Linked DNA regions of Homo sapiens: region 2 is linked to region 1. The links are chromatin loops, found by intact Hi-C in ENCODE. Cell type or tissue: transverse colon. All regions are shown on one strand. Region 1 has its middle 14 kb from the start of SCAT1. Region 2 overlaps DNAH17 (dynein axonemal heavy chain 17).

Region 1 (2,500 bases):
AGCATTTGAAAAGTTGCTTACGTACCTCAGACCTTTGGCCCTAACAGTTTTGGGCATATTTCCTAAGAAAAGGGATATTCCCTTATGTAACCACTGTACAGTCATCAATGTCAGCAGATTGAACATGGACACAATACTTCCGTCTGATCGGTTTTTGTTTTTTTTTTAGACAGAGTCCCACTCTGTCGCCTAGGCTGGAGTGAAGTGGTACAGTTTCAGCTCACTGCAACCTCCGCCTCCTGGGTTCCAGCAGTTCTCCTGCCTCAGCCTCCTGAGTGTCTGGGATTATGGGCACCAGCCACCAGGCCTGGCTAATTTTTTTTGTAATTTTAGTAGAGATGGGGTTTCGTCATGTCGGCCAGGCTGGTCTCTAACTCCTGACCTCAGGTCGATCCACCTACCTTGGCCTCCCAAAGTGCTGGAATTATAGGCTTGAGCCACCGTGCCTGGCCAGATCTGCTGTTTGAATTCAAATCTTGTGGGTTGACACAATGAAGTCATTCATAGCCTTCCTCCGAGCCTGGGGTCCAGCCCAGGGTTGGGCAGGACCCTGTTCTCTCTCTTTAGCCTTCTTCAGTCGGGAACATCCCAACATCCCACAGCCTTTCTTTTCTTTTCTTTTCTTTTTTTTTTTTTGGAGACAGAGTCTCACTCTGTTGCCCAGGCTGGAGTGTAGTGGTGTGATCTTGGCTCACTGCAACCTCCACCTCCAGGGTTCAAGCGATTCTCCTGTCTCAGCCTCCCAAGTAGCTGGGATTCAGTCGTGTGCCACCATGCCCAGCTAATTTTTGTATTTTTAGTAGAGACAGGGTTTCACCATGTTGGTCAGGTTGGTCTCGAACTCCTGACATCAGGTGATCCGCCCACCTCAGCCTCCCAAAGTGCTGGGATTACAGGCGTGAGCCACCGTGCCCGGCCCCGACAGCCTTTCTTTTTAAAGAATACTCCCCTCCTTTGATAATGGATGGCCCTTCATTTGGGGTTTGTCCTGTGTTTCCCCACGAGTAGACAGAGGTTTTGACTCTTTGGCCGGGACCCCATGCTGGGGGTGCTGGCCCAACTCTGAGCGTCCCCTCTAGGGCCCTCCAGGTCCCACCACCCTTCGCTAGGGACATCACTGTCCACCACCAATGAAGGTGTGCCCAACTTCTCCACTGCAGAATCGCTGTTTCTTTTTCCTCCCTGCAACTGAGGAGCAGCTGGGGAGGGGCTTTCCGATGACGCCGTTTCCCGTCAGAACATCCTCCTGGCCACACCTCCCCGGATGAGTCCCGCCTGCCGCACCCTTCACCCTTCCGAGGGTTTCACATCCTCTTTTCTCCCAGGAGTCGGACAACCATGTGCTGCTGACCTCAGCAGGATAATCATGACCTAAGCTGTTCTTCTGGGGGTGAACTTCCTTAGGAAGTTTTCCCGACATTGATACACTCCCTGATAAACACTGCAGAGAAGAGCAGGGCTGGCCAGGGCTGACTCGCCTGGATTGTCTAAAATATGACAGTGGTTCACGGAGTGGGGCTCTGTGCATTCGTTAAACGCTATCGGCAGTTTTTCAGACTTTGCATGCATTGTGTATTTACTAAACTTTGGGGACAAGCTCAGTGATATCACTCCCTTAAAGCTGGTCCTTGGTCCCCGCTGTTAACCTGCCTGGATGATGCGCGCAGGTGAGGAGTTTCTGGTGCTCTCAGTTCTGCAGGTGCGGATGGAATCGTTACTCTGAGTCCCCTCCCTGCAGGGGCGCTGCCTATTAAAGAGCATTCCCTACCAGCCACTCACCTTCTCCGCAAGCTGCACACTTTCATATCCCCTGCCTTGCCTCTTCTGTGGCGAGGCAACGATAACGTCGTTGAATGGCTTGTTAATGGTGTTTTCACTAAATGCATCAGAGATACGAGTATTACCCACCATGATGATTCACTCGGGAACGCGTAGGGCTGCCCATAACTGAATGGCCACCAGTGGTGGTTTGGGCAGATAGAGATGTGTTTTTCTCTATGACAAAGAGGCACGTGTTTCAGCTGCCCCTACCGTTGCCACAGAGGCTGTCATCCTCCTGAAGGCCCACCATGGCGGTGCGATGACCTGGGCGGCCCAGGAGTGGGTCTGCATTCAGGGCAGGAGAAGGGATGTGATGGAGACCGTGCCATCTGCATCTGTCCCTTTTAGTAAGGAAGTGTGTGCTTTCCCACAGGCTCATCTCAGGGCCTCCCCTGGACTTGGCCTTCCTAGAATCATGAGTGAAGGATGCAGCGGGGAAGGGCTTGGGCACGGCGTCGAGTCTCCTGATCTGTAACACCTGCTGACCCGTCAGCTTCATTTACTGTTCAGCTACGCTGGCCACTTTCCAACCGCTAGGTAGACGCAGAAGTTAATGGCTCCTGGTGGATCCATAAATAGCTATGGTCTGATATTAGAGAATAAGACACAGGCAGACTCATAGATGGCTGGCATCCTTTCTTCCCCTTCACTAGTCTGCACTCCTGACGTTCCATCTGCG
Region 2 (2,500 bases), 81 kb after region 1:
TTCATCCTCTCCATGTAGAGCTGATGTCCAGGGAGGGAGGGCCCGTCTCCTGTGCCTCAGAGTCAGTCAGCCGTGAACACCCAGTGTAGCTCCTGATGGTTCTTACTGCCACATCCTAGAGGAAGAGGAGCAAGTGAGTGTGAGATGGCATTATTTTACTGATACTTCTTATGCTCACTAAGAAACAAGGGGACCATTTATTCTTGATTCAGTTTTCCCACTACTCAAAAGGAGTGAAAGTTAAAGAGGTAAAGTTGGTGTAAAAATAAAATTAATGCAGATTTTGGCCCACTGAGCTGAATTTATAGAGTGCCTTCGTCCATGCAGGCTACTATAACAAACTGCTGTAGACCGGGTGGCTTAAACAACAAACATTTCACTTCTCTCAGTTCTGGAGGCTGGGAGGTCCAGCAGACTCGGTGTCTGGTGAGGGTCTACTTCCGTTCCTAGAAGGCCATCTTTTCATTTGGTCCTTACATGGCAGAAGGGGCAAGGGAGGTCTCTGGGGTCTCTATTTTTAGTTTTAAGGGGTTTGTTTGTTTTTTGTTTTGTTTTGTTTTTGTTGTTTGTTTGTTTTTTGAGATGGAGTCTTGTTCTTGTTGCCCAGGCTGGAGTGTAGTGGCACAATCCCAGCACACTGCAACCTCCGCCTCCCGGGTTCAAACGATTCTCCTGCCTCAGCCTCCCTAGTAGCTGGAATTATAGGCATACGCCACCACACCTGGCTAATTTTTCTATTTTTGCTAGAGATGGGGTTTTGCCATGTTGGGCTGGTCTCGAACTCCTGACCTCAGGTGATCCGCCCACCTCAGCCTCCCAAAGTGCTGGGATTACAGGCGTGAGCTACCACGCCTGGCCTACTTTTTGTTTCTGTAGAGACAAGGTTTTGCTATGTTTCCCAGGCCCATGAGTTCTGGGCTTGACTGCTTCCAGGGCCCCTGATCTGAACAGTTTAGCCGGACCAGCTCCCATGACTGTGAAGGCAATTGGGTTGGCCTGGGCAGCCTGGGCTGGTGGTCATCTTTCAGGAGGATTTCAAGGCTGAGATTGCTAAGGACAAAGATCTCTCCCCGACAAACGTCAGGATGTTCCTTTGCCCTTTTGAATGCTCTTGCAAAAATGCAAATACATGAGAGTTTGAAGCTCCGCAAATTAAGGATCAAGTAAGTCTTGGATCGAGTTGGTGTTCCAGGCAAAATATCAATGAATGCAAATTAATACAGCACCTCCTTGCTGTGGTTGAAAAAATTATTCAGTTATACTTGCTAAAGCAAGATGAGGCTGACTTGATTCAGACCTTACTCACGATTTATACCATCTCAATAGATACAGGTGTAGGGAGAGCGATGGGAGCTCAGCTTTGAATACACTGCAGGTAAGTAGGAATTTCTAGCAAAGGAGCAGGGTGGGAGTCCATGGATAGAAAATTACTTAGAGGGGACATCAGGGGTTGGGGGATTCTAGCTAAACCAACTTCAAGATTCTAGCTGGAAGCAGGTTAGGGTAATCAGACATCCCCTGCGGGATGGTGGAGGATGGAGACCCTGATGAGAATCTTTGGCTAAGCAAAGAATCTGGCAACATTCCCTTTCTCAGAAGGCTCTTCCCCAGGTAGCTGCATCTAGTTGCAGGGTCCTCACTTCCTTCCTTCCACTCAAATGCCCCCAGGCTGGTCCCTTCTCAGCAATGGCCTTCCCTCATATTCATTTGTATACTAATGTCTGTGTGTTCGTTGTCTTCCTGACTAGAAGGTAAACTCCCTGAGGTCAGGCACTGGATTTGAGTTCCCTTAGAACTGAGCCTAGCACAGGGCAGGCGCTTCTGAGTATTTCCTGCAGTGCACAACTGGCTCTTGACAAGGGAGGCTGGTTGTTCTGAATGTTGTTGGGAGGTAGTTTCGCTCTAGCATAAGCCTTCCACGTGGAGCCCCTGAAGGATAACACAAAAGCGTCAGGACTGCCCCAGCGCAGAAGGGTCCCAATGGAGCCAATTCTTTCATTTGGAAACCTCACTTTTGGGTCTCCAAAATTAAAGATGGGGCACAGGCTTATGGGCTGGGCGGGCGGGCAGCTGGCTTCTGTGGCTCCTGCACCCCTAACACTGGCTCCACGGGGAGGTGCTGTGACTCCCTGCTGCTGTTCCGATGTGGAAAAATCTGAAAAATTAAGTAACTTGGTCACCCGGCCAGGGCCAGATGAGTCCCCAGAGTCTTGCTGTCCCCAACATGGAGATTGTGCCACCTGCATCTAGTTTGGCACAAGGGGAAGAGCAGATAAGGACCAGCGTACGGGTCTGGGCTGAACCTCCCCCAGGGTTCACTAGGGGATCCGGCAGTGGGGAGGGAGCTGGGTTGGCGAGTTCAACTTTGTGACCCCTCGGGAGCCCTAGGCCCCTACCCTGTGAGGAGCAGGAGGTCCTGGAAGAAACCCAACCCGACCTCTGCAGAATGGAGCTAGCGAGGAACAAATGCAGTCACCCCGCCCCAGGCTTTCCCCTGCAT

What was found. Hi-C counts contacts between places; a loop is a spot of excess contacts. Peaks named below come from ENCODE experiments on the same cell type or tissue, not always from the same donor. Only the 100,000 strongest peaks of a DNase experiment are listed, where the experiment ranks them.
Region 2: a loop joins it to region 1, with 2.8 times the contacts of the local background. A loop is called at or near these places in 2 of 110 quality-filtered maps.

What each region holds. Positions count from the first base shown.
Region 1 is chr17:78,644,844-78,647,343 of GRCh38, reverse strand. No RefSeq gene overlaps it. Among named protein-coding and RNA genes, the nearest start is that of SCAT1, 14 kb to the right of the region's middle. RefSeq lists enhancers at 930-1,389, 1,100-1,601. In transverse colon, no CTCF peak of the experiment used is centred here; a DNase peak (open chromatin) is centred at 1,273; H3K27ac peaks cover 921 bases; H3K27me3 peaks cover 1,202 bases.
Region 2 is chr17:78,564,030-78,566,529 of GRCh38, reverse strand. All of the region lies in intron 11 of DNAH17 (dynein axonemal heavy chain 17), which reads left to right. Among named protein-coding and RNA genes, the nearest start is that of DNAH17, 12 kb to the left of the region's middle. In transverse colon, no CTCF peak of the experiment used is centred here; no DNase peak of the experiment used is centred here; H3K27me3 peaks cover 590 bases.